Linked DNA regions of Homo sapiens: region 1 is linked to region 2. The links are chromatin loops, found by intact Hi-C in ENCODE. Cell type or tissue: CD14-positive monocyte. All regions are shown on one strand. Each heading gives the region's core, and the rest is flanking DNA. Links, peaks and the distances in the headings are about the cores only. Region 1 overlaps HAAO (3-hydroxyanthranilate 3,4-dioxygenase). Region 2 has its middle 19 kb from the start of KCNG3.

Region 1 (6,228 bases), core at 414-5,413, 260 kb before region 2:
AAGAGAGTCAGAGCACAGCTTGGTTTTATACATTTTAGGGGGACAAGAGACATCAATTAACATATGTAAGATGAACATTGGTTCAGTCTGGAAAGGCAGGACAACTCAAAGCAAAAGCAGGATGACTCAAAGCAGGGAGGGGGCTTCTAGGTCATAGGTAGAAAAGAGACAAATGGTTGCATTCTTTTGAGTTTCCGATTAGTCTCTCCAGAGGAGGCAATCAGATATGCATTTATCTCAGTGAGCAGAGGGGCACTTTGAATACAATGGGGGGCAGGTAGCCGGGCGCAGTGGCACACGCTTGTAATCCCAGCACTTCGGGAGGCCGAGGCGGGTGGATCACGAGGTCAGGAGATCGAGAGAGACCATCCTGGCTAACATGGTGAAACCCCATTTCTACTAAAAATACAAAAAATTAGTCGGGCGTGGTGGCGGGCGCCTGTATTCCCAGCTACTTGGGAGGCTGGGGCAGGAGAATGGCATGAACCCAGGAGACAGAGCTTGCAGTGAGCCAAGATCGCGCCAGTGCGCTCCAGCCTGGGTGACAGAGTGAGACTCCGTCTCAAAAAAAAAAAAAAAAAAAAATAGGGGGTAGGTTTGCCCTAAGCAGTTCTCAGCTTGACATTTCCCTTAATTTAGTGATTTCGGGGCCCAAGATATTTTCCTTTCACAAGGTCTTCTGGGAGGGGTGAGATGTGGAAAGCGGGCCAGAGGGGTTCCAAAGTCACACCCACCTCCCCCAGTGCAGCCAGAACTGCTGCTTCCCCCCAGAATTTAGAATCACGGCCAGTGCCTCCCTCGGCTTGTTTCTCTACCCCAGCTCATTCCACAACACACACTGACATCTGGATGGCACTTGCTATGTGCCAGATGCCTGGCTAAGGTCTTTGCATGTATTTATTCATTGAATCTTCCCAGCGATCCTATGGGGGAGGTGCTGTTATCATTACAAAGAAGTTAAAGTTGCTAAAGTGTTACTTGCTAGATCTGGCATTATAGAGAAATATGGAGTTAGGGCCAGGACAGTATAGAGAGGAGTGGGAGTCAACACCAAAGAGGGGAAGAAAATAGGCCCCGCTGTCAGCATTCTGATTCCATGGCCGGGGTTCTCATTTGGTTCTGATCAGTCACCCAATTCTTTTCCTCTGAAAGGAGGAAGCAACCTATTGCTCAGGGAAATAGATTTTCCAAAAGCTCAACAGTGTTTGGTTGGGTTTTTTTTTTTTTTTTTTTTTGATATGGGGGCTCACTCTATCTATCACCCACGCTGGAATGCAGTGGCGTGATCATTATTTGTTGTATTTTTTAACTAAAAAAAATTCAAGTTTCCCATCAGGTCACCAGGAACAGGATACTTTGGCCTACATCTTTTGTTATAATAGGCATTTTTAAAATACGTGTTGTTTTTCTGATTATCAAAGTCATACACATTCATTCTCAAAATCTGGAAAAGTACAGGAATGCAAAGTGAACAAAATTAAAATTACTTGTTACTAAAAGGATAAATTTGATGGTATGTGAATTATATCTCAAGAAAACAAAATAATAAAAAAGGGAAAACAAAAAAAATTGTCCTGTCACCAATGAAACCTAATGAAACCTAAACTTCCATCTTGTCTTATTTCTATGCTTACCTATATCTTTTTTTACTTAAAAGAAACTCATGAGTATTCTTTTTTTTTTTTTTTGAGATGGAGTCTTGCTCTGTCACCCAGGCTGGAGTGCAGTGGTACAATCTCGGCTCACTGCAACCTCTGCCTCCCGGGTTCAAGCAATCCTCCTGCCTCAGCCTCCTGAGTAGCTGGGATTACAGACATGCACCACCATGTCTGGCTAATTTTTGTATTTTTAGTAGAGACGAGGTTTCACCATGTTGGCCAGGCTGGTCTCGAACTGCCAACCTCAGGTGATCCACCCACCTCGGCCTCCCAAAGTGCTGGGATTACAGTTGTGAGCCACCACATTCGGCCGAGTATTTCTTACACTATTAAATCTTTTCAAAAAACACAATGGCTGCATAATCATTTACTGTGTAACAGTCTGTTGTAGAGACAGACACGTGGTCTTATCTTCTAGAAAAAATTTGTCACAAGGGACTTTAATATAGTGAGTCTGATGGAGAGGATGGTGTCCTCAATATCATTTTACAGCAAATTCAATAACACATTTCATCTGGCTGCTTTTGACCTTTAATAAAAGCCAGGGACTCAACATTAAAATGCCACTCCAAAGGCAGTTCCCGGAGGGCACTGCCATCCAGTTATGAAGCTTTCTGGTGGCCAGCTCCATCCCAGGATAGGATTTAGGCTGCCAAGTGGGTGGATGCACTGTGTGTCTGTAAAGCATCTCCCACCAGCGGGACCACATCTCTTTTAAGAGCAGACAGAGCTGGCCTGGGCCCAGGAGCTGGGCTTGGGCATTAGGCATTCAGTTAACAGGCGTTCCTGGCACCCACCATGTGCAGCACCCACAGGGGCCTGGGGCCCATCCCAGCCTGCCAGGTGCTCCTCAGGCCGGGGGAGGAGCTCACTGAGCCAGGCTGGGGGCTGGGGTGGGCTTTAGGGGTCTACTGAAGGCTATATGTACATGTACATGGGCCTTACCCCAGAAAAGAGGTCCAAAACTTTGCTCCAACTCTCAAAGGCAATCATGACCCTGAAAGAAGAAGAACCCCTAAACTGGGGGACATCTTCTGCGTGTTGGCTTCTTTTTTTTTTTTTTTTTACTTATTTATTTACTTTTGAGACAGAGTCTTGTTCTGTCACCCAGGCTGGAATGCGGCGGTGCAATCTTGGCTCACTGCAACCTCCGCTTCCCGGTTCAAGCAATTCTCCTGCCTCGGCCTCCCAAGTAGCTGGGATTACAGTCCCCTGCCAGCATGCCTGGCTATTTTTTTTCTATCTTTTGTTATGCCTGGCTATTTTTTGTATTTATTTATTATTATTATTATTTTTAGTAGAGACAGGGTTTCACCATGTTGGCCAGGCTGGTCTTGAACTCCTGACCTCAAGTAATCTACCCGTCTCAGCCTCCCAAAGTGCTGGGATTACAGGCGTGAGCCACTGCGCCCGGCCATGTTGGTTTCTTAAGTGTCCGTGCACTCAGGCCTAGAGCACTGCAGGCCAGCAGAGCGTCCAGCCACTGGCCCTGGTTTCAGGCTCAGCCTCAGCTTCCTCTTTGCGAAAAACAAAAGAACTGCGATTAGATGCTCTCTAAGTTTTTAAGATTGTCTTGAGACTGGCCTGCTTCCGCCACTTACAGGCTGTGTAATCCTTGGCAAATTGCTCAGCTTCTGTGAGTCTCAGAGTTCTATCTGCTTTGTCTAGTTTTGGGAACCAGTTTGGGTCTAGTTTTGGGAACCGGAGAGAGCCGTGTGAATTCTCGGGATAGTAGCCCTCTCAGGGGGCGCACGTGTGCTTCTGAAGAGCAAGGTGTTAAGTGACCAGTGACCACTAGGGTGTGTAACAGGGGTGAGCAGACAGCAGGGCTCTGCAGGGACTTCTACAAGCAGAGCCAGGCCTGAGTGGGGCTGCCCTGAAGCCACCCAGATGGGGACAGCAGGGTTGCCTGTCCTCTGCTCTGGCAGGTACTATGTGGGCGACACCATGGACGTTCTGTTTGAGAAGTGGTTCTACTGCAAGGACCTCGGCACGCAGTTGGCCCCCATCATCCAGGAGTGAGCCCCCAGCCCAGCCCCTGCCTCTTGCTTTCCTGGGGCTCTGCATCAGCACCTGATGCCCTGGGAGAAAGTCTCCCCTCCCAGGGTGGAGATCCTGGCCCAGAGAGCCCACTGCCAGGCCGGGGGGAGGGGGGAGCAGCAGCCCCGCTGGGAGGGAAAGGATGGCAGACACACAGCTGTGTGAGAGCCCCATGAGTGTGTGTGGGCACCTGCACCTGACCGTGAGTGTGGTGTATGTGTGTGTCGCTGGCCACTCCGATGGGAGTGCTCGCCACTCCTGCTCCTCCCTGTTCGTCCTTGCAGGTTCTTCAGCTCTGAGCAGTACAGAACAGGAAAGCCCATCCCTGGTGAGGCCGCTGGGAACTGCCCTTCTCCTTCCCTCCCTCCCCTTCCAAAATAGGATGGGTTTTGGTCCAGGGGACCGGGGAGTCTCTTTTTGAATACTCTGCCCAGTCCTCAAGGTACTAAGAAGATGGCAGCCAATGGTACCTCCCACATGGCTGCTTGATCATTGAGCTGGATACAGAGCCTGTTCTGGCAATTGAGACCTGGGGCCCCTGGGAACTGGGCCCACTGGGGCTGGGTGGGCTGGGTCCTGAGGACACCGACTATAGTCATGCTGTGGGTGCAGACCAGCTGCTCAAGGAGCCACCATTCCCTCTGAGCACACGATCCATCATGGAGCCCATGTCCCTGGATGCCTGGCTGGACAGCCACCACAGGGAGCTGCAGGCAGGCACACCACTCAGCCTGTTTGGGGACACCTATGAGACCCAGGTAATGTAGTCCTGGGGCATCCGGGGCATCCTCCCACAGCAGCCCTGGAAAATGGGAACCAGTCTCTCTCTCACTGCCTCTCTCTCTCTCTCTTTCACACACACACTCACACACACACACACACACACACACACACACACACATTTCAGAGGTTGTAGACATGAGCATAGGCCTTTGTGCTCCCTCCCTGACGCAGAAGGCGATGGCTCTGCTCCGAGTGAAGTCTGTGGAGGCTACATGGTCCCAAGCAATTTTATGATCTGAATTCACTTTCAGAGTTGGAGGTTCCCCCACTCACTGGCAGCTTCCTGAGGGTCTGCAGTTTTCCCCTCGCTAGGAATTCCTGAACCTTCAGCCAGTCACACCCTTGGAAGCCAAAAGGGAGAGAGTTGTTTGGGAGTGAGGGTTGGGTGGAGAGAGGGATTCAAACAAGGCTGACTTTCTTTCATTCCACATTTATTAAATGCCTGTTATGTTTCAGGCTTTAGTGGGAGAGTAGGATAGAGTTGCTACCTTAAAGAATGTATAGTTTGTTAAAGAGATGGACAAGTTAATCAACAATTGCCACAATCATGTGATAAAGTATCAGATAGAAAAGCTATAGGAAGCTATAGAAGGATAAAGGAGGAACCCACTCTGAAAGGGAAGTCAAGGAAGGCTTCCTGGAGGAGGTGACATGCACATTGCATTTTAAAGCTAGTGTAGGAGTTTGTAAAAGAAAGAAAGGGAGGTGGAGAGAGCATTCTAGGTGAGGGAGAAGCATGAGCATGAGCTGTTTCAGGCTTGAAACAGCCTGGCACTGGGAGCAGCCGAAGTTGGCCAGAGGCGGGGCTTGGGGGTGGGGGTACAAGTGTGACTGGTGGACTGTGGAGCAGCAGGCAGGGCCCAGGTCCTGGTAGGTCTGCTGGGCTAGGCAAGGTGGGAGGACTTGTCCTAAAGACAACAGCCCTCCACCAAAGTATTGAAGCAGGGGAGTGACAGGCCAGAGTGGTGTTTCTGTACCACGTGTGGGAACAAGGCTGGGAGGGCAAGAGTGGTGCAGGGAGACCTGTGTTCACTTGTGCTTTACGGCTTGCCACTGGCACATCCCATGGGCTTTGAATGAGTCAATCTGTGCAGGGATGCTCATGGCCACAGGCTTCCCGTAGAGGCCTGGCCTGCTGCTCTTGGGTACCAGGGACGTCCTGAGCTTACACAGGGCTGCGAGAACATGCGCACATGTCACAGCAGTACCACTCAGCCCTGCACCCCACCTCTGCAATACCCTGCTCTTACCTGCTTCAGTTTACATTAATGAATATGCACCCTCTCCAGGGCATCAGCAGCACGGCCCTGCACAGTAGCTGTGTGCTTCCAGGCTGGTGCATGTCAGAGAGCCCTCAGCCTCACCTTCCTTGTCCCCTCCTCCTCCTGAGGCCAGACTCATAACCTCTCTCAGAGAAAGGGAGGTGGCACCCTCTGGGAAGCTGATGGAAATGCGTCCCTCATGTGCCCTGGTGAGCATGCCTTCGCATGAGCACACATCAGAGGGACCACGGGTGCACTGCACGTGAAAGGCAGGCATGTGTGATCCCAAATACCTGTTGCAGCGGCGGGCACAGGGAGGCCTGCAGCCCAGGCAGCCCTCCTCTCCAAGTCCTGGTCTCTGCTCAGCACATGGTGATGGGGCTGTTTCATGGGCCCCAACCCTGCTCCAAGCAGGCCTGGTGTCTGGGGGCCAGGTTCAAGACCATCTCCCATGTGGGGCAAGAAGCACCAGAAGTTTCTGTTTC
Region 2 (6,228 bases), core at 485-5,484:
TCGCACCACTGCACTCCAGCCTGGGAATGACAGAGCGAGACTCTTGTCTCAAAAAAAAAAAAAATACATAAAATAAAACAAAATAAAATAAAATAAACACTGAAACGACTGGGCACGGTGGTTCACGCCTGTAATCCAGCACTTTGGGAGGCCGAGGTGGGCGAATCACGAGGTCGGGAGTTCGAGACCAGCCTGACCAACATGGTGAAACCCTGTCTCTACTAAAAATACAAAAATTAGCCGAGCGAGGTGGTGCACACCTGTAATCCCAGCTACTCAGAAGGCTGAGGCAGGAGAATCGCTTGAACCTAGGAGGCAGAGGTTGTAGTGAGCCAAGATCATACCACTGCACTCTAGCCTGGGAGAGAGAGCGAGAATCCATCTCAAAAAAATAAAAAATAAAATAAAATAAAATACACAGAAGCTGCATGCAGCAGCACATGCCTATAATCTCAGCTACTCGGGAAGTTGAGGTGGGAGGATTGTTTGAGTCCAGGAGTTCAAGACTAGCTTGGACAACATAGATGCCATCTCAAAAAATAAAATAGGCTGGGCACACTGGCTCACACCTGTATTCCCAGCACTTTGGGAGGCTGAGGTGGGCAGATCACCTGATGTCAGGAGTTTGAGACCAGCCTGGCCAACAGGGTGAAACCCTGTCTCTACTAAAAATACAAAAATTAGCCAGGTGTGGTGGTGGGCACCTGTAATCCCAGCTACTCAGGAGGCTGAGGCAGGAGAATTGCTTGAACCCGGGAGGCAGAGCTGGCAGTGAGCCGAGATCGCACCACTGCACTCCAGCCTGGGCACAACAGAGCGAGACTCTGTCTCAAAAAATTAAAATAAAATAAGATAAAATAAAATAAAATAAAATAAACACAGGCATACATATCCAAAGAAAAATATAAAAGTTTAGGCCGGTCATAGTGGGTCACGCCTGTAATCCCAGCGCTTTGGGAGGTCAAGGCAGGACAATCGCTTGAGGCTAGGAGTTTGATACAAGCCTGGGCAACACAGTGGCAACCTCATCTCTATAAAAAATAAAAACAAATTAACCAGGCATGGTGGTGCATGCCTGTAGTCCCAGCTACTCTGGAGGCTGAGGCGGGAGGATCATTTGATCCCATAAGTATGAGGATGCAGTGATTTAAAATTGCACTGCTGTACTCCAGCCTGGACAACAGTGAGACCCTGTCTCAAAAAAAAAAAAAAAAAAAAAAAAAGGGGCTGGGCGCTCATGCCTGTAATCCCAGCACTTTGGGAGGAGCCCGAGGTGGGCAGATCGCTTGAGGTCAAGAGTTTGAGAGCAGCTTGGCCAACATGGTGAAACCCCATCTGTATTAAAAATACAAAAATTAGCTGGATGTGGTGGTGGGCGCCTGTAATCCCAGCCACTCAGGAGGCTGAGGCAGGATAATTGCTTGAATCCTGGAGGTGGAGGTTGTAGTGAGCCTCAAGACAGTGCCCCTGCACTCCAGCCTGGGTGATGAAGTGAGACTCTATCTCAAAACAAACAAACAAAAAACCACATACACACAAAAAGAAAGAAAAATATTTTAAAAGCATATGTATTTTTTACAAGCATCATATAAATAGTGAGCTAACAAAGCACAATTTTCTTCTCCTTAGATAACTCTTATTTGACCAGTTTTCATATTGCAGACTTGGGATTCTTTTCTCGTTGTTTTTTTTTGAGACGGAGTCTCATTCCGTCGCCCAGCTTGGAGTGCAGTGGCGCGATCTCGACTCACTCCAACTTCTGCCTCCCAGGTTCAAGTGATTCTCCTGCCTCAGCCTCCCAAGTAGGTGGGACCACAGGCACGCACCAGCATGCTCAGCTAATTTTACATTTTTAGTAAAGATGGGGTTTCACTATGTTGGCCAGGCTGGTCTTGAACTCCTGACCTCAGGTGATCCATTCACCTTGGCCTCCCAGAGTGCTAGGATTACAGGCATGAGCCACCGTGCCTGGCCTAGACTTGGGATTCTTTGAGCTCTCATGTCTGTCTCAATTTGAGGTAGTGGAGGGAGGCCAGCATTGCTGGATTTCATGGGAGTCTGAAATCCTTCCAGGGCTTTCCTAGGTGTAAGCCCGTTTGCCCCTCAGGCCAGCCTGGGAGGCGTGGCAGTCCTGCACTTCCCTGTCCCTTTAAGTTCTCCCTCATTCCCGGCTCACTGAGTCCAGCACTCTGGGCTTCAGGACAAGTGGGTCTAGTTTTCCAAATGTCCCTCCTGGTGTTTGTCTCTCTCTGTCCTGGAAGTTCTACCCTTTTCTCTGTCCTATGTGGCTGGCCAAATACTACTTCTGAGGGTCTTGATAAGCCTGGTTATACCATTCCATGGAGCTGGGTCTCTCGCTAGGTTTAGATGTGGCCTCACTATTGGCCAGGAGGCTTTAACACGGAGTCTGTTCCTTCTTCACTTGGAGTCTATCCCTTTTCCTGGGTGAAGTCATTGCCCTTTCTTCCCAGCACCTCCTAGTGGTCCTCTCTGGAAGTGTTTTGTTTTGTTTAAGTTCCAAGGATATTTGTCAAACTGAAAAGACTGACCTACCCACCCCAGTGATTGCTGAATCCTTTCTCAGTCCCAACCTGAACAGGGACCAGTATCCCAAGTAATGCTCATTTCATTCCCCTCACACTCCCTCCAACCACAATAGGTTTTGCAGAATAAATCACTATAGTTTAATATCCAAAAAGTAACTTAAACATGTAACAAAGGGCTTGCCAACACAAAGATGAAATGGGGTTTCCCCTGCATGGGTAACCAGAAACACTAGCCTCTCGTATGCCCAGTTGGTTATTTAGCAAGTTAGCAAGTAAAGGCAGAGTGAACATTTTTATAGGGGATGCCATGGGGACTGATTTAAATTAAGTGGCAAAATTATCTGTAGACCTTGCATTTTCACAGTCTGGGAGAATTGATGGATGGTTTGATTGGTGCCATTAAAATTGGAGTTTTCTTAAGGGTCCTGTAAGTAGAGGATGTCTCAGAATGTTTATATAGAATATAAATGTCATTCTTGAGTTGGTGACTAGGGTGAAAGCACAAAGAACTATAAATTGAAAGTCTTAACTAATGCCGAGTCAATGGAAGTTATATACAATTTCTCCCTTTCCATAAGTATCTGTTGTTACTGAGGTAGACCACTGGTACAGTGGTTGAGTGTTTTCTAATCCCTTGACATGGTCTAAATTAAATACACACTGTTATCTAGAGGAGAAAATGTCTTCTTGGCATCATCAAAGGAAACTTGGTAAGCTTATTTTCTTCTTTCTTTGGAGATTTACGCTGACATTTGTTCTAATTGTCCTTTCAGTTTCATCCCTCACAACAGAAGCTAGTGAAAGGGGATAAAAAGCTTCTCAGTGTCCTTTGCTATAAAGATTTTTGTTTGTGATTACTTTCCTCTGGAAAGGAAAAATCCTACTTGGAAGACATAGAGTACTAGCAAATGTTAAGCAGAGGGCAACACTCCTGCAGTCAGAGGAAGGTTCTCTTCTGGGGAGAGGACCTGCTGTTGCTTGGCCACATGGCAGCATGGAGTTACAGCACTGGAAGTGGAATCCCGAAAAACTAGGAAAGCTCCAGTGGGCACTCATCTCTCATCATTTTTGGCTGAGCCATAGGCTCTTTTTTCAAACTCAGGCCTGAGACAGGCTTACACACCAACCTAAATGCATCTTCTCCAAATCCCTTTCAAAAACTGCCAGTCATCAAGTTGAGGTTGATCTCTAGTATAAAAACAAAAACAAAAACAAAAAAAAAAGGAAAAAGAAAAAGAAAAAAACCCTCCCAGTCTTCCAGATTGCTATACTTCTCAGGTTTCCACAGAAAATATTATTATAATTATTTTTTATTTTATTTTATTTATTTATTTATTTTTTTTGAGATGGAGTCTCGCTCTGTCGCCCAGGCTGGAGTGCAGTGGTGCAATCTCGGCTCACTGCAAGCTCCGCCTCCCGGGTTCACGCCATTCTCCTGCTTCAGACTCCCCAGCAGCTGGGACTACAGGCACACGCCACGACGCCGGGCTAATTTTTGTATTTTTAGTAGAGATGGGGTTTCACTGTGTTAGCTAGGATGGTCTCAATCTCCTGACGTTGTGATCCGCCCGCCTTAGCCTCCCAAAGTGCTGGGATTACAGGCGTGAGCCACCGCGCCTGGCCTATTTTATTTTATTTTATTTTGAGACAGAGTTTCACTCTTGTTGCCCAGGCTGGAGTACAACGGGCGATCTTGGCTCACTGCAACCTCTGCCTCCTGGGTTCAAGCGATTCTCCTGCCTCAGCCTCCCAAGTAGCTGGGATTACAGGCATGCACCACCATGCCCAGCTAATTTTGTATTTTTAGTAGAGACAGGGTGTCACCATGTTGGTCCAGCTGGTCTTGAACTCCTGACCTCAAGTGATCCACCCACCTTGGCCTCTCAAAGTGTTGGGGTTACAGGCATAAGCCACTGTGCCCGGCAAAAATATTATTTTTTGCAACCTGTGAGAACATGTATCTCAGAGTAAACTGAGGCAAATGCCTGAGGTTTTTTTTTTTTTTTGACGTAGAAAGGTAATGAGATCACACACACCAGAATTGAATCATTTTATCTCCAGTTAAGAACCAGAGAAAAAAAAAGTATTTTAAATCCTGCACTTTGGAGAAAAATGCAATTACTGTTGAAGAGTATATCAATTATTAAGTGTGGAGTCAATGCTATTTTGGTTGCATCTACAATGAGAAGATCATTTCCAGGAATGCCATACACTTCACTTCAGTCAAACCCAGTCCCAGTCTTTCCTCTAAGGCAGAAATAGCAGCACTGAACATAGTGGGAGGAGGGCTAGGATTGTGGGGTTGGGAAATAGATTGTTAGAGGGACAGAAGGGTAAGAACAGCAGGTGTTTTTGAAAGCTAACTCCTAAACTAGTTAATTTTGGTTCATTAATGTTGGTAAAGGGAGCTCTCCTCTTTGCAGAATGGATAGGACACAGTGGGGAACTTCCATTCAGTTTGAAAGTGTCTTTGATTTTTCTTCCGAACAGAATCCTTGCCCAGCTGTTTGAATATGTCCTGTGATGTGATAAGGGTCAGAGTGGGGGCATCCCCCTCTCTCTGCCTGGCTCTCCCACTTCCTTCCTGTCTGGGCTCAAGGCTTGCTTTGCTGGAACGCTTCTTCCCCTGATCTCCAGCACCCAAACAGTTGGATATCAGGGATGTCAATCTACCCCCAGGGCAACAGCCCTCTACATTTTTTTCCCCATATTTTCTATAGTTTCTAAGCCAAGATACTACAGGAAAGAAGCAGTTCTTTTGTTTCATGACAGTGTCATTAAGATATAATTCACAATTTGCCCATTTGAAGTGTTCAATTCAATAGTGAACAGTTCCCTCCTTGTAGGTCCTGGTCTGCTTTCACATTTTCTCCTTCCTCCAGGGACAGAAGGGGTGAAGGCGGGGACCCAGACATGATGGGAGCTGATCTCAAGAACTTTTCTGACTAAAGCATCTGCTGAGTAAGGAATAACAGGGGTACTCATTGACCCAGGATTGGGGCCAGCTAAACGAGGATTTCTGCTGTGCTTTTTTTTTTTTTTTTTTTTCTGAGTCGCCCAGGCTGGAGAGCAGTGGTGCAATCTCAGCTCACTGCAACCTCCGCCTCCTGGGTTCAAGCGATTCTCCTGCCTCACCCTCCCGAGTAGCTGGGATTACAGGCCTGTGCCACCATGCCCAGCTAATTTTTGTATTTTTAGTAGAGATGGAGTTTCACCATATTGGCCAGGCTGGTCTTGAACTCCTGACCTCAAGTGATCCATCCACCTTGGCCCCCCAAAGTGCTGGGATTACAGGCATGAGCCACTGTGCCCAGCTCTGCAGTGCTTTTAAACACGGGAAGCTGGCAGACACGGCAGGTATGGGGGGAAAGCAGTGCCAAGACCTTCTCTACCAGAATGCTAACCATTTAAGAAAACAGAAGTGGTTTTTCAGAAAAAGCCTAGATTTCCTAAGTTGGTCAATTCCAGCCTCACTATATAATGTATACATTAATATAGCCAGTTCAGCACTCAGAGAACAGCATTTAAATCAACAGTAATATTTATTTATTCCTTTATTTTACTTTTTTTTGTTTTGTTTTTGTTTTTTGCGACAGGGTCTCACTGTGTCGCCCAGACTAAAGTGCAGTGGTATGATCATGGCTCACTGCAGCCTCAACCCCCCAGGCTTAATTGAACCTCC

What was found. A loop is a pair of places that touch in the nucleus more often than their neighbours do. Peaks named below come from ENCODE experiments on the same cell type or tissue, not always from the same donor. Only the 100,000 strongest peaks of a DNase experiment are listed, where the experiment ranks them.
Region 1: a loop joins it to region 2, with 3 times the contacts of the local background. A loop is called at or near these places in 2 of 110 quality-filtered maps.

What each region holds. Positions count from the first base shown.
Region 1 is chr2:42,767,941-42,774,168 of GRCh38, reverse strand. It overlaps HAAO (3-hydroxyanthranilate 3,4-dioxygenase), which reads left to right. Exons shown (of 10, transcript NM_012205.3): 5 at 3,587-3,676; 6 at 3,983-4,026; 7 at 4,311-4,456. Among named protein-coding and RNA genes, the nearest start is that of OXER1, 6.9 kb to the right of the region's middle. RefSeq lists an enhancer at 5,846-6,228. In CD14-positive monocyte, for the core only: CTCF peaks have their summits at 3,220 and 3,420; DNase peaks (open chromatin) are centred at 3,158 and 3,438; H3K4me3 peaks cover 376 bases; H3K27ac peaks cover 834 bases.
Region 2 is chr2:42,509,678-42,515,905 of GRCh38, reverse strand. It overlaps a transcript of MTA3 not described here. Among named protein-coding and RNA genes, the nearest start is that of KCNG3, 19 kb to the right of the region's middle. In CD14-positive monocyte, for the core only: CTCF peaks have their summits at 2,241 and 2,440 (motif pointing left); no DNase peak of the experiment used is centred there; H3K27me3 peaks cover 451 bases.